3 separate regions of the Homo sapiens genome follow, and all the other regions are linked to region 3. Evidence: chromatin loops called from intact Hi-C (ENCODE). Cell type or tissue: heart right ventricle. All regions are shown on one strand.

Region 1 (8,000 bases), 97 kb before region 3:
AGTGTCCAATATTTATTTATTTATTTGAGACTAGGTCTCCCTCTGTTGCCCAGACTGGAGTGCAGTGGCACGATCATGGCTCACTGCAGCCTCACTTCCCTGGGCTTCAGTGATCCTCCCACCTCAGCCTCCCAAGTAGTTGGGACCACAGGCGTGGGCCACCATGCCCAGCTAATTTTTGTACTTTTGGTAGAGATGGGGTTTCGTCATGTTGCCCAGACTGGTCTTGAACTCCTGAGCTCAAGCGATCCACCCTCCCTGGCCTCCCAAAGTGTGAGGATTACAGGCATAAGCTACCATGCCTGGCCAATAAGTAGATTTAAAAGATGCTCAATATGACTATCAATCAGGGAAATGAAAATTAAGGTAATAACGTAATATCACTTTATACCCTTCAGATTGGTAAAAATTAAGAGGGAAAACATCTACTATTGGTAAGAATGAGAAGGAAATAGGTACTCATATATTGCTGGGTGCAGTATGAGTTGCTACAAACCTTTTGGCAATCAGGCAAAGACTATACAATTTTAATACATTTGCCCTTCAACCTAGCAATCCCACTGCTGGGAATCTACTCTATAGAAATAAAAGCACCAATACAAAAAAAATGCATGTACAGAGGTGCTTATTGCTGCATTGTTTGTAGTTGGCGAAACACTGAAAACCAAGTGAAGCCCATCATTAGAGGAATGAATGAATAAATTACAGTGTGCTTATACATGGGGAATTGTGTAGCCATTTAAATATATGTTAGATCTATATTAATGGACTTGGAGAGATTTCGATGAAATGTGATTAAGTGGGGGAAAGCTGTATGCAAAGGTATAGATGTACTCTGAACCAATTTTCGGAAAATGATGACATCTACCAATAGCAAAACAAAAACCCTAAAACCGTTTGTGTGTGTGTTTAGGTACAGCCTGCTAGCTGCCTACCTAAATCTATTATTTCTTTCTTCCTTACTAAGAGAACCTCCATCATTAGGGGTAGCAATGTGCTCAAACGTGTCTCTTCTTGCAGATAGGAATGGCCAATGAAATTTAAGTGGAAGTTTTGGATGGAGTATTTGGATGAAGTTTAGGTGAAGCTCTTTCTGGCCCCTGGTCTTCCCCATTTCTTACCTGAAAAGGATGTATGGCTGGTGCTTTTATAGTCATTGTATGACTTTGAAGATATAGCTTGTGGAGACTGCACAGTCCTAAGGTGGCACAGGATATCACATCGCAAGGGAGCTTAGCATGCTAAGATGCTAGCTCAGGCCCCTTTTCCTCTTCTTATAAAGCCACCAGTTCCCCTTCCATGATAACACTTTAATCCACTAACCCATTCATCCATTCATCCATGAATAATGGCTCTGCCCTCACGATCCATTCATCCCTTAAGGCCCAAACCTCTCAGTACTGCCACATTGGGGATGAAGTTTCCAACACATGAAATCTGGGGGACACATTCAAACCACAGCAATTAGATTATGACACTTGTTTACGATTATACATACCCTCTTTCTAGGCCTTCTTTGTCCCTAATTAAAATTGTTCCTCCTTCAGCGCCACTCTCTGATATCTGAATCCCAATGAAGATCAAAGTTCAGACCGTTTTCTCATATGACTGATCAACATAAAAAGTGCATGAAAGGATAATCACCAAAAAGTGGAAGAATGAGGGTATCTCAGGGCGGTGGGATTTCAGGTGATCATTTCTTTCTCCCTCTTATTTTTATGATTCTTTTCATTTTTATATTGACCTTATAGTATTTACATAATCAGAAAAAAAAAACAAGAAAGCTGTTTTCAGTGTGAAACAGCAACAACCTAAGGATTGGAGTGAGGCAAGATTGGAGGCAGGGTCAACTACAAGGGCATTTTAGTAATCCAGGTAAGAACTGATGATGGGCTGAATGCAGGTAATGACAATGGAGATAGAGAGATGTAGAAACATTTAAAAATAATAAGGTGGTAGAATCAACAGGACACAGTGATTGATTGGGAGAGAGGAAGAAGGCAAGCTTCCTTGCTTAAGTAAGTGGGTGGAGATGTATGCTATTCTCTGACATAGGGAACACAGGAGGAAAAGCAAAGACTGAGTGGAAGACATGAAGCATCTTCAAAATATTGAAGCCCACTCCCCACTCTGAATACTTTAGGCAGTTATTTCCAGTGATTCCTAGCCACAGTCAGGGCTGAAAAATGCTGGTGAAAACCCCGACATGGGGCTCTCAGGGGAACCCACACTTCAAGTGTGGACTGAGGACCAGGAACTTAAAGGCTAAGAAAACATGGCCAGGGAAAGAAAGGGAAACCAAAGAAAAGCATGTCTTGGAAATGGATAGAGGAGGAAGTTTCTGCTGGTGCTCAATAAATATTGACTAGATGACAGAAAGAAGGAGAGTACAATGGTGTCAAATATTCCTGAGGAGTCAAGAAAGAGAAGGGTTATAACATGTCCAATGGAGTTAGCCTCGAAGAGGTCACCTATGATCCTTCTGGGATCTGTTTCTGTTGAGTGGTGAGAAGTGAGGGCAAAAATCAATGGTTTGACAACTGAATGGAAGAGGACAAGCTATCCTATTGAAAAGTGTGATACTAACTTAGAAATTACATTTACAAAACATAATTTGTGATATTGAGAAATACTTAGAATATAACACTAAGTGAAATGCAGGATATAAAACATTACCTATACTATATGATTCCAATTCTGGTATAAATTAGAGGCATAAGGAGCAGGATTAAGATCTCACCCTCTGAAGCCAGACTCCCTGGGATCAAATCCTGACTAGGCCACTGACAGGATGTGCAGCCATGGTAAAGTCCCTCACTGGGTGGTGGTTAGCCTGGCACACAGAAAGTGCTCAGTAAAATGTTAGCTATTAAATGCTGAATGTAGATATATACACATAGAAACAAAATATCCTCAGGTGAGGCTGGGCGCTGTGGCTTATGCCTGTAATCCCAGCACTTTGGGAGGCTGAGGTGGGTGGATCACGAGGTCAGGAGATCGAGACCATCCTGGCTAATACGGTGAAACCCTGTCTCTACTAAAAATACAAAAAAATTAGCTGGGTGTGGTGGCACGCACCTGTAATCCCAGTTACTCGTGAGACTGAGGCAGGAGAATGGCATGAACCCAGGAGGCGGAGCTTGCAGTGAGCCGAGATCATGCCACTGCACTCCAGCCTGGGGGACAGAGCAAGACTCCATCTGAAAAAAAAAAAAAAAAATATATATATATATATATATGTCTCCTCAGGTGGAGAGATTCCAAAATGAGTGGCAGGGTTACAAAGTTGGTTTTTTTTTTTTCTGTACAGTTTTCTTTGTTTCTAAATATTTCTTTGTTTTCTAAATATTCTGTAATGAACGTATACTACTTTTATAAGTAGAGAAAAATGTGAAACAGTATTTAACAAAAAATAAGCTTTTCTGTTAAAGGAAAGAGAAAGAAAAGGCATTTTTAGTCTGTTTTGTGCTACTATAACAGGATACCACAGACTGGGTAATTTATAAAGAAAGGAAATTTGTTTCTCACCGTGCTAGAGGCTGGGAAGTCCAAAATCAAGATGCTGGCTCCTTTTGGGGGCCTTCTTGCTGCATCCTCACGTGGAAAGCAGAAGCGCAAGAGAGAACCAATTTCCTCTTCGAATCCCTTTATTAGGATACCTAATCCCATTCAAGAGGAGGAGCCCTCATAGCATAATAATCTCTTAAAGGCCATGCCTCTTAATTCTATCACATTGACAACACCTGATTTTTGGAAGGGACCCATTTAAGCCATAGAATTGGGCAATAGCTACAGGGTATAGGATTAATGTTTCATGTGCTCATGATGAGACTTCCTATTCACAGTTTTTGGGAAAGATCCTGAAAGGAGTCGAGGGTGACAACTGATGTAATGATTTTTTTTTTTTTTTTTTTTTTTTTTTTGAGACAGTGTCTTGCTCTGTCGCCCAGGTTGGAGTGCAGTGGCGCGATCTCGTCTTACTGCAAGCTCCACCTCCCGGGTTCACGCCATTCTCCTGCCTCAGCCTCCTGAGTAGCTGGGACTACAGGCGCCCGCCACCACGCCCGACTAATTTTTTGTATTTTTAGTAGAGACGAGGTTTCACCGTGTTAGCCAGGATGGTCTCCATCTCCTGAACTTGTGATCCGCCCGTGTCGCCCTTCCAAAGTGCTGGGATTACAGGCGTGAGCCACTGCACCCGGCAGTAATGATGTTTTTGTGAGGAAAAAGGAAAGCATGAATGTGGTGTGGGGAATTAGTCTTTAATAGGACATCTCTTCCTGTGACTGGGGAAGAAAGAATTTGTGAGTAGGTATAAATACAATAATTTGTAGGTGCAGAAACAGGAGGTTGAGGAAGTTCATGACTGATAGCCTTGATGTTAATCACTGAAGCCAGCAAGGCTGTCCACTGAGAGGCGGGAGTCTGAATATCCACAGAGGGATGAAGGAGGAAACTGACACACAGCTGCATTGCCAAACAGCGCTGACAGCCTGGTGCTGCCTGGAGACGTGACTCTGCTACGGCCCTGACCTAGGTCACCCCCAGTGCAGCAGATGCAGCCATGGTTCTGTCATACCGTTCTCGCGTGCTTGTGGCTTGCTCTAGATCCTTAATTGGGTTGCTTCCCATGGGAATTCCACTCCTTCTCCCTCTCACATACAGAAATCCTACTCAGTCTGCAAGGCTAGCTCAGGTTTGTTTATTCAACTATTCAGATATTAATTCATCCAGTTTCCAGCTGGTCTTTCAGAACCCCATGGCTTCTGGGTTCAGGAACTTGCAAAAGCTCCATCTCTGTCTTTTCTCTTTGATACCTGTGCTATCTGATCATGAAAGAGTCGTTTCAGGACAGAGGGCTTGCCTTGAAGTCTGACTTCCTGATGATTTTTGATTGGGGGCCAGTATTATATTCAGTCTGTGTGTGAGTGTACATGTGCTTCCTTTACTTCTGCTATTAGGGGTTTAATTTACTGGAGGGGAAGCACCTGTAATCCCTGTTTGGAAAAATGTCTGCTTAATGGCAATTCTCCCGGATGTGACCCACTTGATAATAAAAGTTCCAGTGGAATTGGGTCTCTCTGTAGCCCAGTTCATGTGAAGATATAATCAGGGATTTGGCCAGCTATTTGGAAGTGGCTGTGTCCTCCAGATAGCTTCATCCTAACCATACCTATTCTTCGATTTTATCAAGATCTCCAGCACTTCCACTCCTCCATTTTCTACCAACTCGGTGCATCTCCTGGCACATTTTTCTTGTACAACCCGCCTGAAACCCATGGCATATTTTCTGGCATTCTCGGTATCCAAGCTCCCTCATCTTCCTGTCACATCTGGTTTACAGATTATCAGCTGTGATTAATCCTGACATTCCTCCTGCTTCTTCACCAAGGCTACTGGGCCCTTCATCAGGGTCTAGGCTTTGGCTCCAGCATGGCCAGCAGCAATTAGTGAGGGAAGAATTTAGTCCTGATGTCACTGGTGGGAATCAGTGGGGCAGCAGAACCAAGGACTGGCTCCAGAGTGGCCAGAATACTGGTTACATCCAGGAAGATTGGGCAAATATATAAATGTACAGAGGATAATGAAAGCTGATTCTCTCACTGTGAATGAAGAGAGTTACAAATATGGAAAGGGTCCTGCTGAGGAGCACCAAAGGAAATAAAAGTTAAAATTAAAAAGACAAAAATGGAAAGGGGAAGGCTAAAATAAACCCTGTGATGTTGGATTGGAATTGGAGGCATTGGTGAGGGCTCATGGTTTTTAGTAGATAGTTATAGAAACAGATACAGGTGTGCATGTGTACATATATGTGAGTATATACATATGTACATTTCCCAGCTCTGTCCACTGAGAGGACAGGGGCCTAGAAGTAATGAATGATACTGTAGTAGCAATGAGCACTACACTAGTACCTAGATCCTGCTTTGTGAATATCACTTTTCACAAAAAGAATCAAGTCTCCTTGGAGAAATGGCTGATTTCAGGGGAAGGGCAGAGAAGTATAAAATGAGCATGGAACCTGCTACCAGAAGTAACAAAGTCCTCAAAGAATGATGGGGGACATATCAAAAAGACACAAGAAGTAACTTAAAGGGATTCCCAATGGCTCAATCTGGGATGATTTGAAGACTAAAAAAATAATAATAATAACAGTAATAGATCGTATCACTGAATAAAATAGGAATCCGTGAGTCTATACAATTGAATTTTAACCAAAAGTTAACAATAATTTGTGGAGTTTATAATATATGTAGAAATAATAAAAGGCATTATAGCAATAGAAAAAAGACCAGAAGGGGAATAAATATAAGTATGTTGTTTTATGTTTCTTACCTTATACATGAAGTGGTATAATCTTACTTCAAGATATGCCTGTGGTAAGTGATGGATGCATATTATAACTTCCAAAGCAACCACTAAAACAAACAAACAAAAACCACGTGAACTAGCTCAAGAGTCAATAGAGGAGATAAAATGAAACCCTGAACATTTTCTTCTTGCTTTATACAAAAGAAAGCAGGAAAAGAGGCAAGAGGAACAGAGAACAGATAGGCTAAATTGAAAATAAATAGCACGATAGTGGACATCAACTGTGTCAATAATTACATTAAATATAAATGGTCTTAACACTATAATTAAAAGGCAGAGTGGATAAATAGGATGGTCTAGGAAAGCCTCGCTATGAAGGTGACAATTTAAAAAATACTGTAAGAAGAAGGATCAAGGATGCAGATAATAACTAGAACAAGAGTGTTCTAGACAGGTAAACACATACAAGATCCTGAGGTGGGTGTGTTCCTGGTATGACAGAAGAACAATGAGTAGGCCAGTGTGGTAGAGCTAAGTGAGCGAAAAGGAGGTGAGGTCAGACAGCTAATGGGGTAATAGATTAAACAGGACCTTGAAGGCCATTGTAAGAACTCTGGATTATACTCTGAATGAAATGGGAATCCATTTTTTATGGTTTTGATCCAATAAATGACATAATCTAATTTGCATTTTTAATCTTTATTGCAATACAATTTTTTTGAGACAGGGTCTTGCTCTGTTGCCCAGGCTGGAGTGCAGTGGCACAATCATATCTCACTGCAGCCTTGACCTCCTAGGCTCAAGCAATTCTCCCACCTCAGCCCCCTAAGTAGCTGGGACTATAGGCACACACCACCACGTCTGGCTAATTTTTTATTTTTTTATTTTTTGTAGAGACAGGGTCTTACTATATTGCCCAGGCTGGCCTCAGACTCCTGGGCTCAAGCGATCTTTCCACCTTGGCTTTCCAAAGTGCTGGGATTATAGGCATGAGCTACCATGGCTGGCCTTGCAATATAATTTGTATATAATAAAATTTGTCAATTTTAAGAGTACCATTTGATGAGTTTTCACAAATGTATGGAGTCATGTAACCACCACCACAATAGCCATATAGTACATTTCCATCACCCTACTCTGGATCCTGTGCTGAGAAAGACTGAAAGATGGAAGCAGAGAGATGAGTTGAAAACGTTACTGTGGTAATCTCGGTGAGAGAGAACCATGGCCTTAGACCAGGTGGCAGCAGTGCAGGTGATGAGAAGTGGTCATAATCTGAATATATTTTGAAAGTAGGAACAACAGGTTTTTCTGAAAGACTGGCTATAAGGTGTAAAATAAGTCGCAAATGACTCCAAGGTTTTTGTCCCAGCATATTGAAAGGATAGAGTTGCCATTAATTGAAACAGGCAAGACTGTGGGAGGAGCAAGTTTGGTGGGAGGAGCAAGTTTGGTGGCAGAAGACGAGTTTGGGGTATTTTCAGTTTAAAATGTCTAACAGATATTCAAGTGTAGGTAGTTTGAAATACAAATAAAATGTCCAACTGATTGGAACAATCTAAGCAGGGGAGAGGTGTGAGTTAGAGAGAGATTTGAGAGATAAACTATTTCAGAAATAAACTATAATGTATCCATCAGGAAAGGATAGCACTCTCAGGGTGTTTGGTGGTGGATACAGACTATTTCAA
Region 2 (8,000 bases), 300 kb before region 3:
TGTTCAATTTTTTCATCCCTATTTTTACAGTTTTCATTATAGCGATTTTTTTACTTCTTTGGTTAAATTTATTCCTAGGTATTTTATATTTTTATAGCTATTATAAATGGGATTGCTCTCTTTTTTATTTTATTCTTGCATTGCTATAAGTTTTTTAGATTGCTCGCTGTTAGCATATAGAAATATTCCTGATTTGGGTGTGTTGATTTTGTATCCTGTGACTTTACTGAATTTATCAGGTCTACCAGTTTTTTGGTGGAGTGTTTAGGTTTTTCAAAATATAAGATCATATCATGTGCAAACAAAGACAGTTTGACTTCTTTTCAATTCAGATGCCCTTTATTTCTTTCTCTTGTCTAATTGCTCTGGCTAGGACTTCCAGTATTATGTTGAACAAAAATAATGAAAGTAGGCACCCTTGTCTTGTTCCAGATCTTAGAAGAAAGACTTTGAATTTTTCCCCATATGATGTTAGCTGTGGGTTTGTCATGTATGGCCTTTATTGTGGTATGTTCCTTCTATACTCAGTTTGTTGAGTTTTTTGTTTTTTTTTTGTTTTTTGTTTTTTGTTTTTTTTTTTTGACACAGTTTCATTCTGTCTCCCAGCCTGGAGTGCAGTGGCATGATCTCAGCTCACTACAACCCCTGCCTCCCAGGTTCAAATGATTCTTGTGCTTCAGCCTCCTGAGTAGCTGGGATTACAGGTGCACATCACCATGCCCAGCTAATTTTTGTATTTTTAGTGGAGATGAGGTTTCACCATGTTGGCCAGGCTGGTCTCAAACTCCTGACCTCAAGTGATCTGCCCACCTCGGCCTCCCAAAGTGCTGGGATTACAGGAGTGAGCCACCATATCCGGCACATTGAGAGTTTTTATCATGATAGTATGTTGAATTTTATTAAATGCTTTTTTACCATCTATTGAAATGATTACATGATTTTTGTTCTTGATTCTGTTAATGTGATGTATTACATTTATTGATTTGCATATGTTGAATCATCCTTGCATCTCTGAGATGGATCCCTCTTGATCATGGTGAATGGTCTTTTTAATGTATTATTGAATTTGGTTGGCTGATACTTTGTTGAGGACTTTTGCATCTGTGTTCATCAGAGATATCGGCCTGTAGTTTTCATTTTTTGTTGTGTCTTTGTCTTGTTTTGGTATCAGGGTAATGCTGGCCTTGCAGAACCGAGTTTGGGAATATTCTTCAATTTTTTGGAATAGTTTGAGTAGAATTGCTATTAATTTTTTTTTAATGTTAGATAGAATTTAGCAACGAAGCCATCAGGTGCTGGGCTTTTCTTTTATTACTGCCTCTGTCTTGTTACTCATATTGGTCTATTCAGGTTTTCTGTTTCTTCATGGTTCAATCTTGGTAGACAATGTATCCAGGAATTTTTCCACTTCTTTTAGGTTTTCCTTTATTGGCATATAGTTTTTCATTAAGTCTCTAATGATCCTTTATATTACTGTGGCATCAGTTGTAATGTCTTTTATTTTGGTGTGATTTTATTTATTTGGGTCTTCATTATATTTTTCTTAGATAGATTTTGTTTAACTTAGATTTTGTTTAACTTTTCAAACAACTAACTTTTCTTTCTTTTTTTTTTTTTTTTTTGAAATGGAGTCTTGCTCTATCACAAGGCTGGAGTGCAGTTGCGATCTTGGCTCATTGCAGCCTACGCCTCCTGGGTTCAAACGATTCTCCTGCCTCAGCCTCCCAGGTAGCTGGGATTGCAGGCACCCGCCACCATGCCCAGCCAATTTTTGTATTTTTAGTAGAGATGGGTTTCACCATTTTGGCCAGGATGGTCTTGTTCTCTTGACCTTGTGATCTGCCGGCCTCAGCCTCCCAAAGTGTTGGGATTACAGGTGTGAGCCACTGCGCCCGGCCTCAAACAACTAACTTTTCATTTAAGTTTCAGTTTCATTTATTTCTGCTCTGATAATTATTATTCTGATAAATTTGGGTTTGTTCTTTTCTCGTTCTTTGAGGTGATCGTTAGCTTATTTGAAATCTCTACTTTTTTTGATGTAGGCATTTATTATAAACTTCCCTCTTAGTACTGCTTTTGCTGTATCTCATAGGCTTTGGTATATTGTTTCCATTTTCATTTGTTCAATAAATGTTAAAATTTCCTTCTTAATTTCTTCATTGACCTTTGGTCACTAAGGAGCATCATGTTTAATTTCCATGTATTTGTACAGTTTCCAAAATTCCTCATTATTGATTTCTAGTTTTATTCCACTGTGGTCAGACAAGATACTTAATATGATTTTAATTTTTCTGAATTAGTTGAAACTTGTTTTGTGGCCCAACATATGGTCTCCCCTGGAGAATGTTCCATGTGCTGATGAGAAAAATGTATATTCTGTAGCAGTTGGAGTTTTGAGACGGAGTCTCGTTCTGTCGCCCAGGCTGGAGTGCAGTGGTGTGAACTCGGCTCACTGCAAGCTCTGCCTCCCGGGTTCACGCCATTCTCCTGCCTCAGCCTCCCGAGTAGCTGGGACTACAGGCGCCTGCCACCAGGCCCGGCTAATTTTTTTTGTATTTTTTGGTAGAGACGGGGTTTCACTGTGTTAGCCAGGATGGTCTCAATCACCTGACCTCCTGATCTGCCCACCTTGATCTCCCAAAGTGCTGGGATTACAGGCGTGAGCCTCCGCACCTGGCCAGATGAAATGTTTTGTAAATGTCAGTTAGGTCCATTTGGTCTAGAGTATAGTTTAAATCCCATGTTTGTTGATTTTCTGTCTAGATAAGCTGTCCATTTTTGTGAGTCGGACGTTGATGTCCCCTACTATTACTGTATTGCAGTCTGTCTCTCCCTTTAGATCTATTAATATTTGCTTTATATATGTGGTTTCTTTGATGATACTGGATGCATACATATTTACAGTTGTTGTATCTTCTTGTTGAATTGACTCCCTCATCATTACATAATGATATTTGTCTCTTTTTCCAGTTTTTGACTTGAAGTCTATTTTATCTGTTACAGGTATAGTTAAACCTGTTTTTTTATTTACATTTGTGTGGGATGTCTTTTTCTATCCCTTCACTTTTTTTTTTTTTTTTTCTGAGATGGAGTCTTGCTCTCTTGCCCAGGCTGGAGTGCAGTGGCATGATCTTGGCTCACTGCAACCTCCACCTCCCGGGTTCAAGTGATTCTGCTGCCTCAGGCTCCCAAGTAGCTGAGATTACAGGCATGCGCCACCACACCTGGCTCATTTTTGTATTTTTAGTAGAGACAGGGTTTTGCCATGTTGACCAGGCTGGTCTCAAACTCCTGATCTCAAGCAATCTGCCCACCTTGGCCTCCCAAAGTGCTGGGATTATAGGCATAAGCCATCACGCCTGGCCTGTCTCTTCACTTTCAATCTGTGTATCTTTACAGGTGAACTATACGCTGTATGGCAGCATACCGTTGGGTCTTGTTTTTTAATAAATTCAGCAACTGTGTCTTAAGAATTTGGTCCATTTACATTCAATATTATTACTGATAGAGAAGGACTTACTACGGCTATTTCGTTTTTTGTTTTTTGGTTTTGTAACTTCATTCTTCTTACTGTCTTTGTGGATAAATGATTATCTCTTTAAATTCCTTACTTTTTATTTTTATTATATCCATTATAGGTTTTTGCTTTATGGTTACCATAAGGCTTATAAAAAACATCTTGCAGTTAAAACAAGTTATTTTAAATTGAGGACAACTTAACTTTGATCACAAAGAAACAAAAAACTTTTAAAACTACACTTCAACTCCATACTCCTCACATTTTGACTTTTTATTATATCTATTTATATTTTTGTTTTGCCTCTTTTTTTTTTTTTTTGAGACGGAGTCTCACCCTGTCACCCAGGCTGGAGTGCAGTGGCCCAATCTCAGCTCACTGCAAGCTCCCGGGTTCACACCATTCTCCTACCTCAGCCTCCCGAGTAGCTGGGACTGCAGGCACCCGCCACCACGCCCGGCTAATTTTTTGTATTTTTGGTAGAGACAGGGTTTCACCGTGTTAGCCAGGATGGTCTTGATCTCATGACCTTGTGATCCGCCCGCCTCGGCCTCCCAAAGTGCTGGGATTACAGGCATGAGCCACCGCACCCGGCCAAGGCCATTGACTCTTGATTTACCCTTTTGAGGCTATTTTCTAGACCTTGTGAGTGTTCTTCATTCTTTTTTTTTTATTTGTGTATTTTCATATAATTTGTCTTTAAGCTCACTAATTCTTCTGCTTGATCAATTCTGTGAGGCACTCTGATGCATTTTTCAGTCTGTTAATTGTACTTTTCAGCTCTAGGATTTTTATTTGAATTTTTAAAAATTATTTTAATCTCTGTTGAATTTCTTTGATAAATTTCTGAATTGAGTCTTTGTGTTTCATTGAAGTTCCTGGAGTTTCCTCAGAACATCTATTTTGAATTCCCTGAGTGGTCACACATCTCTCTCTCCCGGATTGGTCACTGGCACCTTAGTCTGTTTGATGAGATTGTATTTCTCTGAACTTTTCTGGTGCTTGTGTACGTCTGTCTATGGGCATTGAAGATTTAGGTGTTTATTTCAGTCTTCACAGTCTGCCCTTGTTTATACCCATCTATCTTCAGGAGATTTTCTACAAATTGAAAGGTGACTGATGATGAGTTCCCTAAGCGTGTAGTCAGTCACTGCAGCTGTTTCAGCACTAGAGGGCAGTCTAAGCCAAGTTACACTGTGACTATCTTGTAGACTTCTAGATATCCAGCCCTGATGTACTTGGGGAGGATCAGAGAGAATGCCCTGGGGGTTCCCAGGCAAAGTCCCTTATCTTTCCCTCAAGGGGAAGGAGTCTCTCTGCTCTGAGTTGCCTGGAGTTGGGGAGGGGTAAGGCAGGTACTCCCATGGCTGTCACAGCTGGCACCACCCTGGGTCCCTCCTAAACCAATGCAATACTGGGGTTTGCTTAAGGCCACTTTAGTCAGCCAGTGGTGAAGCTGGCTGGGGTTTGGGTCCATCCTGCTAGGGTGGCCGATTGCCTTTTGGCCAGGGTGGGTTTAGAAGTGCCATTTGGGAGCAATAGCCTATAATTAGGGGATTCGGGATTCTTCCTGGTGCTGTGGCAGGGCTGGTACTAGGTTCCAAGGCAAAGTCCCTCATACTCTTCCCTCTCCTTTGCCCAAGCAGGAGTGTTCCACCATGCTGCACTGCCTGGAGTTGAGGCAGCTGGTGTCATGCTGGATCACACCCCAAACCCACAGACTCCCAGACCAGTGCAGTATCAGAGCTGTGGTTGCTATGGCCTGGCTGCCACTGAAATTATTTGGGGCCTAAGGCCACTTTAGTCTATTGTAAAGTGGGCCCAGACTTGGTTTCCTCCCACTGGGGTGGTAGATGCCCCTCTGATCTGGGGTGGGCCTAATACTCTTTTCACGGGCTCTAGCCTGGAATCAGGGCCTCAGAATTCTGCCTGGTGCTGTTTTCCCTTGTGAAGTTCCAATGCAAGTTCCAGACTCACTTCCCTCTCCCAAGCTCACAGATTCTCTCTGCTGCACTGCCTAAGGTTGGGGGAGGGGTGTGTAGGCAGCGTGAGACCCTCCTTTCTACTCTTCTTCAGTGTGTCTTTTCCTGTTATTATACTAAACCAGATACTGTGATCTCTCACCTGGTTTTTTGGCTCTTGTGTAGATACTTTCTTACATGGATAGCTGAGTTTGGTGTTGCTGCAGAGGACTATCGCTGGAGGGTTCTCTTTAGCCATCTGGCTCCACCTCCTCTAACGTCAAATTCTGACTCATGATCTTGGAAGGGGAGGAATAATTGGACAGCTTTGCTAAAGGAACATTTAAGACACACCGTCCACCAGAGCCAGGCCTAAATCTAGTATTGATTGGCATTCATGTCATCATAATATATCCTGATGTGATCATGGCTTACAGGAAACTGTTTCATAGCTGAGACCCAAACGTGTAAGCTTCCACCCCCAGGTGGGGATTCTGTGATACGGATGTGCTTGCTCTGCTATCACCCACTACCACTATTAATTATGGACTGGCAAGGCTTTGTATGAAGAGGGATGTGCAGAGGCTTATTGAATCAAGACTGGGGAGAAGGGCTTGCAGCTCGTTGTGTAATGTGTGATAAAACATTTTTTAACCTACTATATTCAGTATGAGGTACCTATTATGGGCCAAGTGGAGCCCAGTACCCGAGGCATGCTTTACTCAGCTTCACAGCAGTCAAGTGGTGGTATCACCATTTTCATATGTGAACAATGAAATGCATACTAAGGTCACCCTGCTAAATTGAGCTTAGAAGTATTTTATTTGGGAGGCTGAGGCAGGCGGATCACGAGGTCATAAGATCGAGACCATCCTGGCCAACATGGTGAAACCCCGTCTCTACTAAAAATACAAAAAATTAGCCGGCCGTGGTGGCATGTGCCTGTAGTCTCAGCTACTCGGGAGGCTGAGGCAGGAGAATAGATTGAACCCGGGAGGCGGAGGTTGCAGTGAACTGAGATCGCGCCACTGCACTCCAGCCTGGCGACAGTGAGACTCCATCTCAAAAAAAAAAAAAAAAAAAAAGTATTCTTACCAGGTTGTGGAAGTCAGAAATCCAAGATAAGAACTCTGCCTTAAAGAGTTACAACTCTGCCTTCAAGAGTTAGTGAGAGAACAATCCTATTGTTTTAAATTATTGATTCCAGACCATAAGGAACTGTGAAGGGCATTCATAGGATAAATAGCTCTGCTGAAGTCCAGAAAGGGTTTTAGCTTAGTGGTCAGGGAAAGCTCTGAGACTTTGAAGGATGAGTAAACCTAGACAGGAGGAAAGCATCGTAGATGGGGAAAAGAGCAGAGGACTGGAGGCAGGAATCCTCCTCTGAGTTTGGGAGGAAAGACAGCCATTGGACTAGAAATGAGGAAACACTTGAAACTATGGTAACTATGAGATGGGAACAAGAGGAGCTCACCTTCTTATGGACTGGGTATAGTTTTAGGGAAATTCATCTCAAAGCAAGGTCACTTATTGTTGGATTAGGCCACAAAATTAAATATTGCCTATCTTATTTGTGCAGAGCTTTTTTGAAAAACAGCTTTCTTTCAGAATCACTTTATTATAGGGAGGAGTCAGTATTTTTCTCCTCAAACTGAGCTATGGACATTAAAAGTATAGTCTGAATGAAGTATATAGAGTTATGACAGTTTCAGAACCCAGGTATTTTTCTTATAGTCCCAATAATTTGGGAAGGGCTCTTGATAATAACACTACTAAACATACAAAAAATTAGCCAGGTGTGGTGGCAGGTTCCTGTAATCCCAGCTACTCGGGAGGCTGAGGCAGGAGAATTGCTTGAACCCAGGAAGCGGAGCTTGCACTGAGCCGAGATTGCGCCACGCACACAAGCCTGGGTGACAAGAGCGAAACTCCATCTCAAAAAAAAAAAAAAAAAAAGAATCAAGACTGAAGCAAACCAGTAATCCTGTTTGTTTCTGTTTGCTTCACAGATAGTCACTGCCAATCCTTGGAACACAATTGCTCTTCTCTGTGGCGCCTTCTTGGCATTATTTAAAGCAGCAGAGTTTGCCAAACTGAGTATAAAATGGATGATCAAAATTAGAAAGAGATACCTTAAAAGAAGAGGTCAGGCAACGAGCCACATAAGCTGAAGTCACCTCGCGTTGTTTAGAGAACTGTCCACATCAATGGGAGCTGTCATCACTTCCACTTTGTAAACGGAGCTATCAACAATCCTGTACTCACTTGAAGAAATGGGGCCTTGCTGGGAGGAACAGCATGTAAAACTGGAACTTCTAACCCCGTCCCAAAAGAGGCGGTGTAGAGCCTAATAGAAGAGACTAATGGATAAACCTACAAGTTATTTAAATATTTAAATTATTAATAAACTTTTTAAAGAGCTGGCCAATGACTTTTGAATAGGGTTTGTAGAAGATGCCTTTCTTCCTGTTTGGTTCATTGTATTGTATTAGGTTAAGCTCTACTAGGGTAATGAAGGCTCT
Region 3 (8,000 bases):
TGCTGGGCAGTAGTGAGGATTAAGAGGCCATTCTCTTCTGTCTTAAGATACAAAACTCCCTTCTATTTTGTTTTCTTGTGCCCATGGGCTTTTGGCTTTTTAGCATAGAAAAAATTCTAATACTTAAGAGAATTCTGACTTTTTGAACACGTAGAAGAGCAATCTAACAGCCTGGATACTCAGCTTGAATGGAATTGCTCTTAAAATACCACTCCTCCTTTTTTTAATCATGGAAAAGAGAAACTGAGCCACCTCACTAGGCAAATTCAAATTTAGGAGGTGCAAGCTTGCCAGGATCTCAAATATCAGAGCCTGTACACCGAGTTATGTGTGGACAGGCAGAAGAACATCACGTCTGAACCACGTCATTCAACACTGACATGTGACCCAGCCTAGGAATTAAAAAAGGGTAACCCTTGTATGTGGTAGACACTGATTGGTTGTCTGAAAATGGCTTAGAAACAATGGCCAACTATATTTAGTGTATATCTTTAAAGGCAAGTATTCCCACAACCTTCATTCCCTGAAACAAAATCTTAAAAAGGCCTTTGCACTAGAGAAGAGGAAGGAACTTTAACAATTGTCAAGAAAACTTTACACAAGATACACATAATATATAATTATACACATAATTATGTATATATATAATTTAAAAATTTATTAAGAATTTAAAAACTATCAAGAAACTATACAACACACATGTAATTGTATACATAATTATGTACATATAATTAAAACTTAATAATTTAACAAGAATGATCAATACATAAGTATTTTTTGAATTATTCTTATATGCTTTTTGTGATGTTGGAAAAAAAAATTTTTTTTTTAACAAGAAACAAACCTTAAAAGATACAGACCTGTGGTAGGAATAAAATCCTCTAGTTAAGTTGGGAGCCAAAGTGGAGAAGGAAACATAGGCAAGACAGTGAGCAAAGAAGAAAGGAAAAAGGTAGCAAAATAAGCATTAAGACCAAATTTGAAACTGAAAATTTTAAATATAAGACAGAGCATTAGTGCCAGCGACATAACATTGTTAAACTTAAAATCTCAAGTAAGAAGAATATTATAAAGAGGAAACTCCATCTTGTGATGGAGTCAAGTATATACTTTATAGGCATTTAAAAATATAACAAAAGAAAGAAATATGCTTGTAGAAAAAGGCAGGCCCAACATAGAAGCATCTTGGATAGAGCAATATTTCCACCCTGTGACTATTTAGGATATTGTTAGTAAAATTTTAATAAAGTAGTGTTGCATTTTCACAACTCCAGTTATATAGAAATCACTTTTCTTTTGTACTTCCCTCAGGATTGGAAGAAATTAAGCTGAAGAATTATGCTTCATACTAAACAGGTTTTACCCCTGTCCTAAAAAAAATTAGCAATATTACTTTCTAGAGCTTGGCAGGATAAAAAATGATATAACTTTCTCTTGAGAAGGGATTTGATACTATCGGAACTATGGGATCTATGAAGTTTTAGACATTATGACTTTAAAACCCAAAATATGTGAACTCTAATCATTCAATTCACCAATGTCAAAGACATTTATGAAGTTACAGGGAAATCTAGAAGATAATTAATTCTTAGTCATGGGTAAACAATGCCTTAATGATCATTCTCTGAATTCCCAGAACATTTCCATAATTAATTATTCCTTCAAGAGACATTTTTCAGTAATAAGCAAGTGCTACCTGTTGTCTAACATTTTTATTTTCTCCACTGGACTTCAAATGGACAGCTTTAAATTTCTTAGCTTACAGTAGACACTTTAGAACTACTGTTATTAAAAAAGTTATTTAAAAGATTATTGGCCAGGCATGGTGGCTCATGCCTGTAATCCCAGCACTTTGGGAGGCCAAGTTGGGCGGATCACGAGGTCAGGAGATCGAGACCATCCTGGCTAACATGGTGAAACCCCGTCTCTACTAAAAATACAAAAGAAATTAGCCGGGCGTGGTGGCAGGCACCTGTAGTCCCAGTTATTCGGGAGGCTGAGGCAGGAGAATGGCGTGAACCTGGGAGGCGGAGCTTGCAGTGAGCCAAGATCGTGCCACTGCACTCCAGCCTGTGCGACAGAGTGAGACTCCATCTCAATAAAAAAAAAAAAAAAAAAGATTAGTAAATAATGCTATTAAATATATAAAAATCTGATAAAGCAGCCATATCTACTTTAGTGGCCTGAAGATCAGCTACTTGTAAGGAGAGAATAAAGAATAAATTAATCATAAAAATATTTTTGAGTTTCTGTTTTGTGCAAGGCTCCATGGGTGATTCAAGCACAGGATCCTAGGGATCAAAATACTGTATTCTGAACGAGAGTTTGAAAACATAGGGCAGAAAGTCAGTATAGCATGTTTTCCAGGATGCAGGACAAAGTAGTTAAGGTTCTTATCACCCTCTGAATTCTCAATTTCCTAATAATTTTTGAAACAGAGGATACAAATTGTCAATTTCTGACAAGCTATGGCCCTGAAAGTGTCATACATTCTGTAGTAGAGTAAGGTTTCAGCTATATTAAGAGCCAAGAGCAACCTTTACTAAATATCTGATGCAGGAATAGTATAGCACGTGGTTACATTAAACTTATCTCATATTGGACAGAACAAATATTTGCAAGAATACTTCAGTCTAACACTTGTGGGTGAAGTTTAGCAACTTACCTTCCATATGTAGGCAGCTTCATCACTTGAGCCACTGACTAAAAACTGGTCATCTGGACTAAGGCTGGATTTTACATAAAAGGTAGAGTTCTGGTGTCCATTGAAAATAGCCACTGCCAGAGGAAAAAAACCAAATTACTTGGCTCTTGTTATTTCTAGTGGTCAAATGGATATAGACAGCATATATATTCTAACAAGTTTTATCACTGTATTGCCTATTGAAGCAGATGATCTAGCTTTATCCATCAAATACAAGGGAACTAGACATTGGCAGAAAAACAAAACCCTAGAAGGAAGCTTTATATTAGATCCAATCTCATGAACTCAGTCTGAGTACTTGGTACGAAAATGGCAATATCAAGAGAAAAAAATTGGAGGGAAAACATTCCTTAAAAAAAGAATCCAGCCAATGTCCAACTTGCAGTAAAATGCCTTTATAAGACCCTCTCTCTCCAGCCCAGGGTAGGATTTTTTCCACTGCATAATATATTCATCTAATTTCCCCTTAGACTTCAGGCCTCTTGAGGATAAATTTTATATCTTACTTTTTCCTCACTAGACTTTATAGTGCTTTGAACAGAGTAGATCCTCAAACATTTGTTCCATGAAAAGGAAAAAAAAAATCAGTGAAAAGTATCATTTGAGTTCTGGTTAAAACTTACTAATAGCTTATGTGGGATGTGAGAATCATTTTAATCCAGCACTTTGAGTAGACTGAATGGTGGAAGAGCTAGTGGAGTAAACTGTTTATATGTAAGGCACTAGATTAGGTTTAGCCTTCTCACTCTCAATGGCAAAAGGGCAGGTAACCCAATCTAGCATATGTTCTTAACAGGTTCTTCTATCCTAAGAAGGTCAAAACCTGAGGCCTCTGACATCAGAACACTACTAGGAAATACAAGAGAAAAATCTCAATTATTGGAGAATTTAAGGATACCTTTAGGCAGGAAAAAACAATCACACTCCAGAGAGAAAAGTATTAGTAGGGGACTTAACAGCTTCCCATAAGTGCTCACAGGAATCTCTTCCATTTTCTAGAATAAAGCTGGAAAAGAACTTTGTATTTATAGCTTTAAAGGAAAAAGCTATGCAGGCATAGCAAATACTCCTCACATCAGACATTTTTACTGTGAAAGTGAGGCAGGATATGAATCAATTTGTATACACCTATTATCACTGCAAAATAAACAAGCTCCTTTATTCTGAACATTGTTCTAAAACTGTAATTTTTAATCTTCCTCAACTCTCAACTATGAATGGAAAACTCTAGCCTGAATTTCCCACTACACCTGTAAGTATTTATTGCCCTCTGCTGGTCTAAGAAAGGCTGGTATGATATGCACTGTAAATGTTTAAACCTTGCTAAAAATCCTCCTAAAATGTATGTTGGCTTTAATGAGCTCAATTTAATCTTGCTTTGGTGATCTGGGCTTTTCAAGTACTTCCAACCAAGTCATCCTTATGAACATATAAACACCATAATACAAAGCATGGTAGATCAAGTATCGAATCCAAGATCGATTCAGAAGTTTTGAAAAGGACAAGTAATTACAAGACGTTACACACACACACACACACAGTTGTCATTCAGTTTTTTTTTTTTGAGACAGGGTCTTACTCTGTCACCCAGGCTGGAGTGCAGTGGCAAGATCATGGCTCACTGAAGACTCAAACCTCCCAGGCTCAAACAATCCTCCTACCTCAGCCTTCCAAGTAGCAGGACTACAGGTGCATGCCACCACATCCAGCTAATTTTTTGCATCTTTTTGTCAAGATGAGGTTTCACCATGTTGCCCAGGCTGGTCTCGAACTCCTGGGCTCAAGTGATCTGCCAGCCTCGGCTTGGGTTTATAGGTGTGAGCCACCATGGCCAGCTGTCATTCAATTTTTAAGGAATAAATCGATCTATTAACCTATCTACCTATCTATCCATCTGCGCAAATGAAATTAAATAGAAGCATAGAAAAGGTTTACTAAATTATTAGCGAAGTGTTGGACAGCAGGACACTAAACTCAAGGACCTTTTCAGTGCCACACTGTAGCAAAAATTATATAGAAAGAGCTCTTGTACATCTGATAATATAATCAGGATCACGCTTTATCTTTCAAGGAAAGATGTTGAAAAGTCTATTTTATTTGACTAACTAAATTAGCAGCTCTCCAAGCTCAGATTCCATTAAGGAAAATAGCAAAAGAAACACCTCTTCCCTTTTCTAAATACTATTGCTCCTGTTTAGAGAAAACTAGACCCAGTGCAAAGTATCAGAAATGCAGACTATGATGCTGCCACCGATACTAAAGTCCTAATAAGATTGCTTGGGGTGATCTTTGGAAAATTCTGTAAGATCTCAGCTAAAATGACAAGTTCTGGGCCGGGCATGGTGGCTCACGCCTGTAATCCCAGCACTTTGGGAGGCTGAGGTGGGTGGATCATGAGGTCAGGAGTTCGAGACCAGCCTGACCAACAAGGTGAAACCCTGCCTTTACTAAAAATACAAAAATTAGCCAGGCATGGTGGCGGGCGCCTGTAATCCCAGCTACTTGGGAGGCTGAGGCAGGAGAATTGCTTGAACCCAGGAGGCGGAGGGTGCAGTGAGCCGAGATCGAACCACTGCACTCCAGCCTGGGCAACAGAGTGAAACTCCGTCTCAAAAAAAAAAAAAAATTTATATCTATATCTACATCTATCTATAAATAAAATAAAACAAGTTCTGTACTTGAGATTTCTTGTTTATCAGCACTTTTTACTTTAGTGGAAACTGGGTAACTCTGAGGATTGGTTATGGAATTCAAAGTGTTTTTGAAAGATCTATAGATGAGGAATAACCAGGCTACTAAGATGTTGCTTAAGAAATTGATGTTCTTAAAAATAATGTAACCCAAATAACTCTCTTAAAGCATGCCTGAGGCTGGTGATTTGGAAGAGGGAGGGGAGAGGATTAAAAAAAAGAGGAAAGCATGCTTGAGAAACTTGGGTTTTCTTTTTAAAACTATCATTTATTTATTAGTTTTAAGTATCAGATTCTATTTTTAAAGTTTTGAGGAAAAAAAAAAGGTGAGGCTGGGGAAAACATCTAGAAATAAAAGGGCCTCTAACATTAAGGAGAAGGCTGAGATAGGCTGAAACTATTTTGGGGGTATGAAAATTTCAGCCCCCTAATTTTAACCAGCAGCCCCTAAAGAGGAAAAAAGCTGAGCAGAAGCACTTTATCTACTCCACAGCTTATTAAATAAAAAATTGAGAGAATTCTAAATATAGGCCAAAGGGCATAATTTCAGGAGATACTCTCTATTAAAATAAAGTCACCATGTAAAGCACAATTCAGCTAACTTATGAAATCATCACAAGGAATGTACACTTATGAAATTATCACTGGATGTAATCAAAGATGCCAAAGTCCTCATATGGCTTAATAAGTTCAGTTTAGAAGAAAGCCCATTAAATTATCATTACCAAAAAAAGCCCATAATGCTTTCCTGGTAAGAGAATTTGAATGACTAATATCTTACCTGGAGAAGTCTTCAACCCAGTCATATTAAACATGTAGATGTTATCGTCTGTGCAATTAGCAAATAAAGTAGAGCCAGTGGAATCCAAAATCAGACTTGAATATCCTGGAAAAAGGAAACTTAAGTTAGCACGTCCTGATGATGGTGAGTAGATCTGAGGTTAAAATGTAGAGACAAAAATAGATCATTTCATAAGAATCATCATCAGAATTCTTTGTCCCCAAAATATACACAAACCAAAAACATTCTTCTGAGTTTTTATCTTTTGAACTTCACATATTAGAATTTTTCATATCAATGTTACTGGAAATTAGCCTTTTTTTTTTTTTTTAAACAAAAACTCTTATCTCCCCCAAAAGACCTATTAAAGGCTTACCAAGTTTTCGAGTGCTGCTACCTGGGTACAGGAAAGACTTGGATGCTATGGGTTCTTGTCGATAAGCAGTATAATTCTTACGTAAATCCCATACTTTGATTATCCTAAAAACCAAGGCAAATAAATATTTTGTAGACCTTCTTCCAACCCCAAACAACTTCAACTACACTAAATGTGAAATGACTTTTAATCTAACTCCTCTGGCACATTAACTAGGTACAGTAAGGATATTTCATTGGGAAACAAATTAAAGTATCTTATACTGTTGTCTCCAATATCAGGCTTATAATTCTGACAGAACGGAAACAGATGTGATTTGACCCAGTGATGGGTTACTGGAGTTTACTCTAAGAGAACGGAAAAGGAAGATGAAGGTTGAGTGCCGATAGTAATTGTTCCATTGTTTTTAGAAAATACACTTCCTAAGCCTTTAATATTCTGCATATATTTTTGATATCATAAGTAGCAAGTTCTGTCCCTGTGGTTATATCTCCATACATAACTCTTTAAATAATCTAAACAAATTGTTCTGTGAAATAAAGTATTTTTTCATTTCATCTATTGAGATAATTGTCTTAATCCTCTACTTCTAGTATAAAGGTAACTTGAAAACACAGACCTGCTATGAAATGACAGTATTCTTGGAAACAAACAGAGCAAGCTTTCACAGTCATTCACAAGCAGAACTAATAACCTTTAGATAATCCTTCATTCCTGCCTGAGAATTTGGTTCAGAGGGTTTTAGTGCCCAGAGGACACAATGGAAATCCTAGTTTGGTAAGCCATCATCTTTTAAATTAAAAATTTTAAGAGAAGGATGCCTTGAGAGATATAATAGGAAGGAAACTTAAAAAGAAAGAGTCTCCATTTGCATAGAATTAATATTCTACAACACAATCAACAAGCATCACAGAGCAGACTTATTTGGAAGCCAAGAATTCAGACTAATCATGGATGACAGGTATGTGAAAGTCATTAGACCTTACTATCATCAATCTAGTTAGATTACTCCCAGAAATGTCAATTACATCCCCAGAATCAGATTTCTTCTTTTAGGATATTCTTAAACCTGAAAAAGACAAAACCCAAAGTAACAGAAATTTTACTCTTCAAAATGAGAATTAGTGACTAAATTATATTGCATAAGGCAAGCAAGCTACCCAGCCAGCTTCTTTTCTAAGATAGCAACAGCAGCTACCACTGCTCTTATGTGCTAGACAATGTGCTAAGCGTGACACATGTATTCTTTCATTTAATTATCCAGCAAGAGTCCTTCAACTAGGTATTTTCCAATGTGATCTATAGCTCCTTTCCTCAGTTGGGGTACTTGCTATGTTGACAGTTGAAAGCACACACATTCAATTATAATGAGACTATGTGACTGCCTCATCACAATCTCATAAAAAAGATCTCGTCGGAAGAAAAAAGAAATAGACTCTTACCCATCCA

The links. Peaks named below come from ENCODE experiments on the same cell type or tissue, not always from the same donor. Only the 100,000 strongest peaks of a DNase experiment are listed, where the experiment ranks them.
Region 1: a loop joins it to region 3, with 3 times the contacts of the local background. A loop is called at or near these places in 10 of 110 quality-filtered maps.
Region 2: it touches region 3 in a loop (12-fold over the local background); 95 of 110 quality-filtered maps call a loop at or near these places.

What each region holds. Positions count from the first base shown.
Region 1 is chr1:212,163,794-212,171,793 of GRCh38, reverse strand. No RefSeq gene overlaps it. Among named protein-coding and RNA genes, the nearest start is that of MIR3122, 90 kb to the right of the region's middle. In heart right ventricle, no CTCF peak of the experiment used is centred here; a DNase peak (open chromatin) is centred at 4,509; H3K4me3 peaks cover 698 bases; H3K27ac peaks cover 2,301 bases.
Region 2 is chr1:212,364,864-212,372,863 of GRCh38, reverse strand. It overlaps PACC1 (proton activated chloride channel 1), which reads left to right. Exons shown (of 8, transcript NM_018252.3): 8 at 7,488-8,000. The coding sequence ends at 7,649. Among named protein-coding and RNA genes, the nearest start is that of SNORA16B, 16 kb to the right of the region's middle. RefSeq lists enhancers at 4,590-5,173, 5,174-5,759. In heart right ventricle, a CTCF peak has its summit at 4,684 (motif pointing right); DNase peaks (open chromatin) are centred at 4,715 and 7,740; H3K27ac peaks cover 1,620 bases.
Region 3 is chr1:212,066,879-212,074,878 of GRCh38, reverse strand. It overlaps DTL (denticleless E3 ubiquitin protein ligase adapter), which reads right to left. Exons shown (of 15, transcript NM_016448.4): 8 at 7,994-8,000; 9 at 6,552-6,655; 10 at 6,176-6,280; 11 at 2,666-2,778. Among named protein-coding and RNA genes, the nearest start is that of MIR3122, 6.7 kb to the left of the region's middle. In heart right ventricle, CTCF peaks have their summits at 3,774 and 3,984 (motif pointing left); no DNase peak of the experiment used is centred here; H3K27ac peaks cover 3,994 bases.